Linked DNA regions of Homo sapiens: region 2 is linked to region 1. A link is a contact called in ENCODE Hi-C data. All regions are on one chromosome and are shown on one strand. The core of a region is the stretch at or near the end of the contact, and the rest is flanking DNA. Distances in the headings are between cores, read along the strand shown.

The links. Hi-C counts contacts between places; a loop is a spot of excess contacts on that map. Pooled maps may share reads with other maps.
Region 2: a loop to region 1 is called in a map of endothelial cell of umbilical vein, with 6 times the contacts of the local background. The contact joins two enhancer-like sites. A Hi-C loop is called at or near these places in 2 of 168 maps with a recorded cell type or tissue (ascending aorta and endothelial cell of umbilical vein) and 6 of 50 pooled maps.

The regions. Positions count from the first base shown.
Region 1 is chr16:64,397,719-64,402,776 of GRCh38, forward strand. The region is part of intron 2 of LOC105371310 (a long non-coding RNA gene); the gene reads left to right. Among named protein-coding and RNA genes, the nearest start is that of LINC02165, 670 kb to the left of the region's middle. Within about 2 kb of position 1,258, at least 2 of the 41 ENCODE cell types and tissues checked have a DNase peak (open chromatin) inside an H3K27ac peak, as active enhancers do.
Region 2 is chr16:65,116,138-65,121,079 of GRCh38, forward strand. The region is part of intron 1 of CDH11 (cadherin 11); the gene reads right to left. Among named protein-coding and RNA genes, the nearest start is that of CDH11, 3.5 kb to the right of the region's middle. Within about 2 kb of position 1,999, at least 7 of the 41 ENCODE cell types and tissues checked have a DNase peak (open chromatin) inside an H3K27ac peak, as active enhancers do.

The DNA.
Region 1 (5,058 bases), core at 8-2,507:
TAGGATGAATCAGCTCTTAGTATTTTCTCAGAAGACAGACAAATCTTAGGAAAACTCCAGGTGCCCCAGAAGCAATTTATTTGCGTTATAGTTTAGTTAATGGCTTTTGGAAGGAAAAAGAGCCTGATCATATCAAGAAATGTGTTATAGTTTTGTTTTGTTTTGTCACCTGCAAAACTTGGATCTGCCTGGAAAGTGGAAAAGAGGTAGGTATGTAAAAATATGTGTGCAGAATAGCCAGAGAACATGCATGATTTAGCATGAAGGCATATATGTTTCAAGTTTAAACTCTTTTATGAAGCCCACCAATGATCCGAGTTCTTTCACCTCCCTCCTGAATTTTCCCTCTCAGAACTCATTGTGTATCTCTAGCAGGCTGGATCCCTCTTCGGGAATTACCAAAGACCTCAAGAAATGCTTGTGAAACTCTTAACCCTGTACTGATTTTTAATAAGCTAGCTCATCTGATTTCTTTTTTAATCCTACTTAGTCCTTCCAAACCCTATTCAAACTCTTCCATTCATTCAAATTGTGAGTAACTTTTTGGCAGGGGCTTATCTAATTTTCCTATTTCCTCTGTACAGCATAGTGCTTTGCACATCAGAGCTGCTCAGTAATGTCTAAATAATTTTGTTTTCTTGACTGCTAGGGATCCACTACTAGAGGTCCCTGCATGCTGCTGTCCAGTTCTGCACTCCCTAAAATAAGTGCCTTATTATGCCTTTGCCTATGGCAAAGATAAAAATTTAAGTTTCGAGAGAATGAACAAAGTCACATGATTAACTAATGGGTATGAGGATGAGTTAAGCTCCATGCTTGTCCCATTGCCCTATAGTGCCTCAAAAGTTCACATGCAATGAATAAGACACATTAGGATATTTATCTGTGCCAAGGGAAGAGTGCAATAAAAGCTTGGAGAGTCTGTTCTTGCAATGACATTTGCACACATCCACATAAGTGAACACTCAAGTGACCCATTCTTTCTCTCCTATAATGCATGAGCTACCATTTGGAAAGGGATTGGAATATCTGCCAAAATGTTCTGAAAATGTTCATGGGTTTCATGATTCTCTTAAAATATTTTTTCCAGATTCGTATAGCCTTTTCTCAGTACAAAGAATGAATTCCACATTATTTCCTCCTAGAATAGAACTCAAAAATATTTCTTCCAAATGCTTCACAGCCTACCCTATACACTCTGCTCTTTGATGATGGCTCTATTTTAGAGCTCATGGTATGTAAGGCAGACGGAATGTTGTCTCATCTCCTTCCTGTCCATGCCAGTTTCTTCCTGTAAGCTACAGAATAAACTAAAGGAAGATGACTGCTTTATTTCTCACAACTAATATGATCCGTGATTCATGACATATATAGTTCTCTTGGAAGAATGTAAATAGGTTGTTTTATGCACTATAAGAGTCGGCAAAACCAATATTCATGGAAAATAATTATAGTTTTAAAGTACGCTGTATGTTTCAGGTCCTTTTATAGGTGGTTCACATATTTTATGTTTAATATTCAGTTCAAGCCTATGGTTGATATTAGTGTTAACATTTTACAATAAGAACTCTGAAGATTAAAGTGATAACTACCACAGAGCTAGCCAATGGTAAAACAGGATTCAATTCAAATTGATCTGTATAAAATTGAGTTCTTCTTAATGACATTTCACTGAGCAATTTTTTGTGGATGCCTTTAAACTCTTGTAGCATCATGATGAAGCAGAGAAAAGAATATCTTCTGAGGAATGCTATATAGCATAGTAGCATAGTATAGGGAAGGGAAGTAGACTTTGAAGCCAGATCCCCTGGGTTAAAATCCTGGCTCCATTATTTACAGCTGTGTCATTGTGTTTAAGTCAGTAAACTGCTCTTTGCCTCAGTTTCCTGATTTATAAAATAGAAGCAATGATAGTAGGTACCTCTTTGGGTTATTATGAGAATCAAATGAACAGTGGTGAGCACAGTACAGGAGGAGCTGTATGTGTTTGTTTGCTCTCACACCTTACCCCAGGCACTCCCTGGGCAAGAAACTACCTCACCATTGAGTTTTAAGAAGAATATAATGTGTAGACTAAAGAAACAAAATGCAACACCCTAGATCCTGCTATATACACGTATGCATTCAGTTTAACAAGAAGCAGTGGAACATGTCTATTCTGTCTTTTTTTGGAATTCTAGTCTGATGGTTTACTTACAAGGATAGAAGGATAAATTTAGAGATGAGACTACATATATATATATATGTATTATATATACATATGCATAAATATGTTTGGTCTGTGATTTTTGAGTAGGTATATGGTTTTCAACCATCACTGTCTGCACATGAAATAACACAGAACTTAAGCATTATACAACCCTAATTGTGAATTGGGAAAGGAGGGGAATTTTTTTTTCTTTTTCAAAATACTCTCCTTATGTCTCTGAGTTTCTGAAAATCTTAAGTAATTTTCCCCCCTTTGGCATCTTGTCATATCTTGAAGGTCAGGCTGACAGCAATGAACAAGCTCAATTTCTTTCTGATTTCCCAAGGATACTCACTGATACACTTTTTTCTGTAGTGTGATTAGGTCCCTCACATTAATAACAGAATACAGATCATCTGCAATTCTGAATATTAGTCTATCTTTAAAAAATGAGGGATTCATTTAACTAGTATTGAAGAACTAATTTAAAATTCACTAGCAATTCATTTTTCCCAGGTTATAGGATAGATTAAGAAGCACTGAATTTAAAATAAGCCTGAATCCTCAATGCATAGGGGAACATATTAAGAAACTATCTATAGGTAGCTTAACATAAAAAGAGAAATTTTTAAATTATAATTAAGTAGATATTATTTCTTGAGATTCTATCAACTGACTTAATGTTGTCTTAATTAATGTTGCAATATTTTTAAGAGAATATTCAAGCAGATACACATCTATACATATTGACGGGTGTATAGGATAATGAGTCACACTTCTTAAATCAGGCCAAAATCAGTTCAAATCCTCTCATTGACATTTAGTAGCAGCCAGATCTTGGGAGAGTTGTTTATTTAACCTCTCTTATCATCAGTGTCTTCATTTATAACAGTGAGAAAAATAATTTTAGGCTTAGAGTCAACCTTTTTAAATATCTATCACTTATTTCTTAGTCCACTTTATCACTAAAAATATCCCTTGATGTGTGTGTATATGTATGTTCAGCTATTCTATAAGAATGAAGGATTTGTAACGTCTCATACATAGGTTTGATATTTGGAGCTTTGGCTCCAAACAAAAATATTTTCAGCTTTATTAAAAAAAAGGAGTGTTTGGAGTGAACTGAAAGAAAAATAGTCATCCAAACAAAAAGTGATGATGCTTCTAACATCTTTTTGCCAAATTGATTTTTGCCTTTTAGGGTTAATTATCTACCAAGTGCCTTTTACCCCCTTGGTAGGGCCATCATGTTCTATTTATTTTAAAGTCCTTCCAGAAATGTTTAAGGAGATAGCAAACTCCGCTTGATCACTGGAATTTAGAAGGGGTTGAATACACAATGCCGATATCCAACAGGACCAATGCTCCTTTTTCCGACTTGTCCGAAACTCCAATTTTCTTTTTGCATATAATTTAACTAAAAAAAAAGAATTGAAGTTTGACCTTATTCTATGTTAATACCTATTACCTTGTCGGCAATTCTTCTTCATGAAAAATACCGCATTTTAAGTCATTCACGGAGGCCATGCTACCCAAGAGAAAATATTTGCAGAATATGATCATATCTGAACCAAAATGTTGATTCTGAATTGCTACTGTTCATTTAGTTTTCACTTAGAACTGATGTCATCTGGTAGAAACAATCATTGTTAACACATTCATCAATCTGGATTGTGTTAACTATTGAAAACTCTAGTTTATTTCATGAATCTCCCTTGTGTATATTGGCACATTTAGTGATGACCATTGGGCTTTGATAAATTTGAACTCCTGCAATTAGCTGTAACACCATTTATTTAAACAAAATTGTGGGCTATCTCTCTTTTAGATATTCACTATCTTTCAGCTTCTCTAAAATCTGACTATTTTCTTGTAATAATAAATTGCAGAGTAAGAAAAATTAAGATTAGTAACTGACAAAAGAATGGATAACAACAAAGAAATGAGTGACACTAATACTAATAACATCCAGCAGTTCCAAAGCATCTCCTATATGATAAACACTGGGTTAAACACTCTGTGTCAGACACCTCATTTAATCCTTACGAACAGCATATAAATTAGAAATAGTAATGTATTTCCATGTTACTAATGAAAAAACTGAGATCAGAGGGGTTACGGGATAACCTACTCAAGATTGTAATTGCAACACCAGACAGATGTGTGTGATGTATCAAAGTGGGCAGAGCTGGGCCTCAAGGAATCTTTGTTTTGTGTCATGTCATAACACATGGTTCTAACATTTACTATGGATTTGCACGGTCTCTGTATCTTTGTATCACTCACTGACTATTTCAGTCCTGGGCAGAAGCACCCACTTGACAGATGCTGTGGGGATTTCTTCCCATGCACACCTAGGGCTTATCATAACAAAGTGGGGTTTTATAAATGTTAAATTGGGTTATAGTTAGTTCCTAGAGGAACTGCATTTGTCCACATCAAGTCATCTTTATTCAAATATTCAATTATGTTTTTTATTTGATCAAAAGGTATGAGTTTTGTATACATATATAGATATACACACTGGCTGGATTTAAATAAGTATTGATGTTTAACAGTACTGCTTTAGAATCACTACTTGTTTTTATTATGAAAGAAAAATTTACAGAAAAGTTTTATGTTTATAACTCCATCGCTGATGTTAATCATGTTTTTATTATAATATCAAAATTTAGGTAGCTAGTGTCTACAATCAAGTAGTAATATACTTGGATTTTTACAAAATGTTTATATTCTTTCATCTTTAACTGTGTAACAGAATAAATTTCTATCATGTAATATTTGCATAAAAATATTCTTTCATCTTTTAAATGAAGAGCAATCATTGTCATGCACTTACATATGTCATTTCACATTGTACCATGTACATT
Region 2 (4,942 bases), core at 749-3,248, 720 kb after region 1:
CAGAATGAGTTTATGGGTAAAACATTGCCAGCAATCCGAGGCAGGGTAGGTGTGAAGCAATTTGAGCTGCTATGCCTATCCTTGCTTCCTCCACCCTTGCTCTTATTGAGAAGAATAAAGATGCATCGATAGCAGGGACTCTACCCTAAATTCTCACTGTTTGCTCTCACTGATGGAGCCTAATGGAGGCTGAAATGAGATCTCTACGTGTCTTAAACTAAGACCAGGGAGGAGCCTCCCCTACCACACTGGTTGCCATGCGAGGTGATCATCATAGTAAGGACAAAGCCGGGCTCCAGGCCATTTTCTTCAAGAGAGCTGAATGTGGAGAGCTAACTTTAATTTGTGAAAATCATTCCAGTGCAGAGGACCATGTCAGGAGGATTTCTGGCAAATAAGGGGTGTGGAGTTTAGGAAGTGAAAGCTTTTTTTCACCTGCAGCAACCAGGAAATTTTGAGAATAAACCCCTGCTCATTCACAAATATTGTTTGAGGGACACTTGGTGCCAGAAAACACAGAATAAGACCTTGGCTACTGTCTACTGCAGTCTTTAAAGCTGTTTAAAGCTGTTTATATCAACTTCCTAGATTCAGCTCTTCAATTGGCTTAATAAGGATAGAGAGAGAGAGAGAGAGGTACGAAGATCAGAAATTGGCCTCCATAAGAAATAGCATCATTAGTCTCTCTCATACTTTTGAGTTTCTTCCTCCTTTCCCTCTCTTCTCTCTCACATTCCTCTCACTTAATATCCCGATGTACCAGATTTTCTGATTGAGCAGAAACCTCGACCATACAGACTGTGAGAGAAATGCTTTGTCTCAATAAGAATCCCTGAACTCTGCAACCGTCTCATGACTAATTAAACCAAATAACAATGAAATTTTGCCTCCAGTTCAAACAATGTGCATTATTCACAAGAGCTTAGAATTTAAAATTGCCCCTTTTAAAGTTAAATAAACTGTCCAATGGTAAGTGAACGTCAGTTTACAAAACACTTTGTCTTACTTTCCACTGAGTTACTTAATACTCCCTCCCATAATCCATTTGCATTGATTCCTTCTTCATCAACTGTCTACGCATTCCAACACAGCTCAGAGCTGCAAAGAACTTCATTGCTGAATCACCAGGGAGGCAACTGTACTCACTTAAGACAAAAAACACAAATAAGTAGCCACTTAAAACAGTACTTATTTCTTTAATGGAGTTTTCCTCTTAATTATAATATAGCATTAGTTTCTTTTTGCATTCTCCTCCTGAACTTTCATGACACTATCAAACAGGAGCAAATATAAATTTGTGTAGCCTGGAATATGCAATTTAATCATAAGCCATAATTTCCATATCGCTGAGAAGAAAAAAAATCAAATGATTATACTCCAGTGCACGAGGAACAATCTTGAATTAAATTTTACTCTCTGCTAAAGTTAGGTTTTTCACAACAATATCAAGAATGGTTTAAAAGAAACAGTAAAACATTTACTGCTATATTAAAATTCCATGCCCCAAAGTGTTTACCGAAGATCAAACTGCTATTCCTTTTTGCAAATTAGAAGTGTCTTGCAGACATCTTCAAAACCTCATGAAAGAACGGGCAATGGTGTCACGGTAGTCTCACTGATATTTTTCTTCTTTATCCATTCCCTTCCACTTGGAGTCAGAAATGATGCTCTTTTTGCCAGAAAAAAATCCAGAAAATCCTCCCAGATCACTGTCTCAGTGAGAGCTGACCTTGTTTATCCTGCAGCCCAGCCCCCACCCCGGCTGCTGCTCAATGTCAAGTTACAGGATTTCCCAACTTTCTAGTAAACTCCAAGGTGGGAAGAAGATGCTGAAGGTAACAGGATCCACCCACTAGAGAGATGCTAATCCTGACCAACTGCTCGAGCAGTAGCTTGAACCACAGCTAGATTGAATTCGGTCTCTCCTGAGAGGGCCAGACAAGGCTTGTAAGTAACAAAACCGCTTTTCATGATGCCCTCAAAAGCAGATGGGCTCCATGCAGACAGTTGGAGAAGGGTGCCATTGCCCTCTAGTGGCCAGAAGTGCAATCTTCCGCGAAGGAGTCCATTTCCAGAGTTGTACAAGGCTCTCAATGTCAGGGTAAAATTATAGCAGAAAGATGTCTAATTATGCTCCTCGAGTGTTTTCTTTAGTCCTTCCTGCTCATAGGGGAGGCTGCGGATGGCTATCACAGGAATCCTGATGGAACAGCTCATTTTTAACTCCTACCAGTGCACCAGGATGTGTCCAATTTTCTCCAACTTTATTTTTCTTTTTCTTTAGCAGACCTGTTGATGTTTTTCCCCCTAATCAATTAAATCACAAATTTATATAGACCAACTACTTTTATATATTTCAGAGGCAATAACTTTAAATTAAAAAGGCTGAAAACTCACAATTCTTGGTAAGTGCAGAATAGGGATTCTTGACAAATTAGGTAACTTTTTATGAAACAGCAGCCAATTCCATAAGGGAGAAAATCATCCCAAACACATTTCAATCCCTTAAATCATTGGCTAGTGAATTTATACAGTGCTCAAATTTTCTAGGAAAAAAAAACTTGAAAGTTCATAGTCATTCTTCAAATTTGACAATTCAAGAAAAAAAGTTTGATACCTACTTTCAAACTCTATATATTCCACTGTTTTATTATTATTGAATGAGTAAGTATGCCTGTCATCAAAGTGAAAACATCAATATTGAAAGTAAATTCCAATGAAATTGTTATGTTTCTCCAACATCTACCTACATACATGTATTGAGAATGAAGGAAGACTAAAATCAGATTTGAAGATCTTGTTTAGATGGTTCTGAAAACAGATTTGAATATAAGAGATCAAAGTTTACCAACTTCATAAGTTACCACTTCATAAGTCACAGGCATTCACAGGCAAGGTTCCAGGACATGCTATGCTCCTGGGAGCGCAGTACTGGCATTGTAAATCAGACCACGAGGTCAATGTCATGGCGTTTCCCATATGAGGGTCCCCAAACCAGAATCTTTACAAAGCAGCCATGTAATTCTATTCAAAGGAGAAGAAAAACCATGAATTATGAAGACAAGTGCATTAAAAGAGCATGAAATTGATCCGTATTCCCCCAAATCATGGCGTGGCTCTCCAAGTCTGTCCCCTGCCCCCTCCTCCCACAAATAAACAATCAAACATGCACATCCACAGCCACCACTCTACAGAGGGAACATGAGTTCTAAGACATAAAAAAAATTGCGCCATAACTATTTTTTTTAAATTTTCAAATTAACAAAAGATTGCATCTTAATTGAAAATAGAATTTAGGTTTCTAGTAATTTTACTGTCTGGTGTTCTGATAAGAATGCTGAACGTAATGAAAGTTCTGAAGTGCTATCAAGATGGTCCACTGCTTCAGTTAGAACTATTTTAAAAGCTTATTTTCCTAGGCAGCAATAAGCAGCCATTTGAATAAATCTACATGTCTGGGGCTCGCCAGATTATCCAGTCTCAATCCTTCCAAGGCCTGCCTTCATTCCCCCTTTCCCAGGGGTGAGGAGGGTGGTTTATTCTTTCAAACAATGTCATAAAATGCCCAGTTTATGCAGACTCTGAAGTAACAACTAAAATGATAGTAATAATTTTTATTAATAATAGTGCATGCCTGCAAGACATTTTAATGTCTTAATTTACAATGTTTCAAAAGTAAGATGTAAAGATAATCCTTACTCAAGCAAAGTTTCCTGGCCTTTCAGATGCCTTTCCCTGGTCTCTACTGAAAAGCACTCACATTCCTTTTGTACTAGGCTGGATTTCAGTTTTTCACAGAGGTTCGAATTCCAGAGCCCACTGGCCAACTCTAAAACTTGGAATCAGAGATTACATTTAAGGAACTTCAGTAGCTGGAGCCTCAGAGTGCTTCTCGTATTGGCCACAACTCTGTCCCTTTGTTTTGTAACTTTTTTTCCTTTGTCCTATTGGAAGAAGACCAGGCTCCCTGCAGCTAGGGTTGGGCAGTTAATATTTCTGTTCTGGTGTCTGCACCTACGTATTTGTAGGAAAAACAATTCCAGGATTAACGAAAAGAAGGTCAGTCCCTTCTCTTCTCTGCCAACATATTAGGCTCTAGCGCTCAGAGCCCAGCCTGGCAAATGTGCTCATGCGATGCTACAGGATCCTCGCTCCTGAGAACACATCTGCATCCCCATCCCCAGGAAATCCAGACACCCCGCAAAACCATCGACGTCTGCTGCAAGCCCAAGTGATGAGGAAATTGATCCGTCCTCTAGCCAGATTAATTATGGTAGCCTCCCTGTGATTAAAACGAAAACTTACTGCCTCATATTAAACCGATAGCCATGATTAGAAGAAGAAAATAAGAAAAGATTTCAGAGCGATCGTAGCACGATTTCTTTAGGGGGAGACGAAGGGGGAAGACTTTAGTGAAATCTATACCCTCATACAGCCGGGTTTCAAGAACAACCCCCCACTCCCATCCCTTAGGGATAACCCGTCGTCAGGCAGGGATGGTATTAAATAATTAAAAGATGCGATTTCTTAATAGCAGTGTGATGGCCCATGAAATTCCTACTGCATTATCAGCAAAAGCAACAGGGCTTCTTCTAGCACCTAGAAAACCTTTCACCCGGGAGAGGCAGGCGCGGCGAGCCCCGGGCGAAAGCAGGGCCTCGGCAAAAAAACGGACAAGGAAGCCGGACCCGCAAGCCTCCCCCGACCCCACTTTCTCTGGGGACTCCGCTTCACAGCGTGAGGCGGGCCCTCCTACAGTTCCTCTGGGTTGGGGAGGGGGGAGAAGGGAGCTCTCCTCGCCGTCCTCCCCATCTGGCCAGCTTCTCAGTGCTTCCCACCTCCCGGCTCGCGTTCCGGGGCAGAGCGCAGGGAGGGAGGCCGTGCGTGCCGGGAGCTAGAGAGGCTTGGCGCGCTCCGAGAAGCGGCGCAGGTTTCGGGAAGG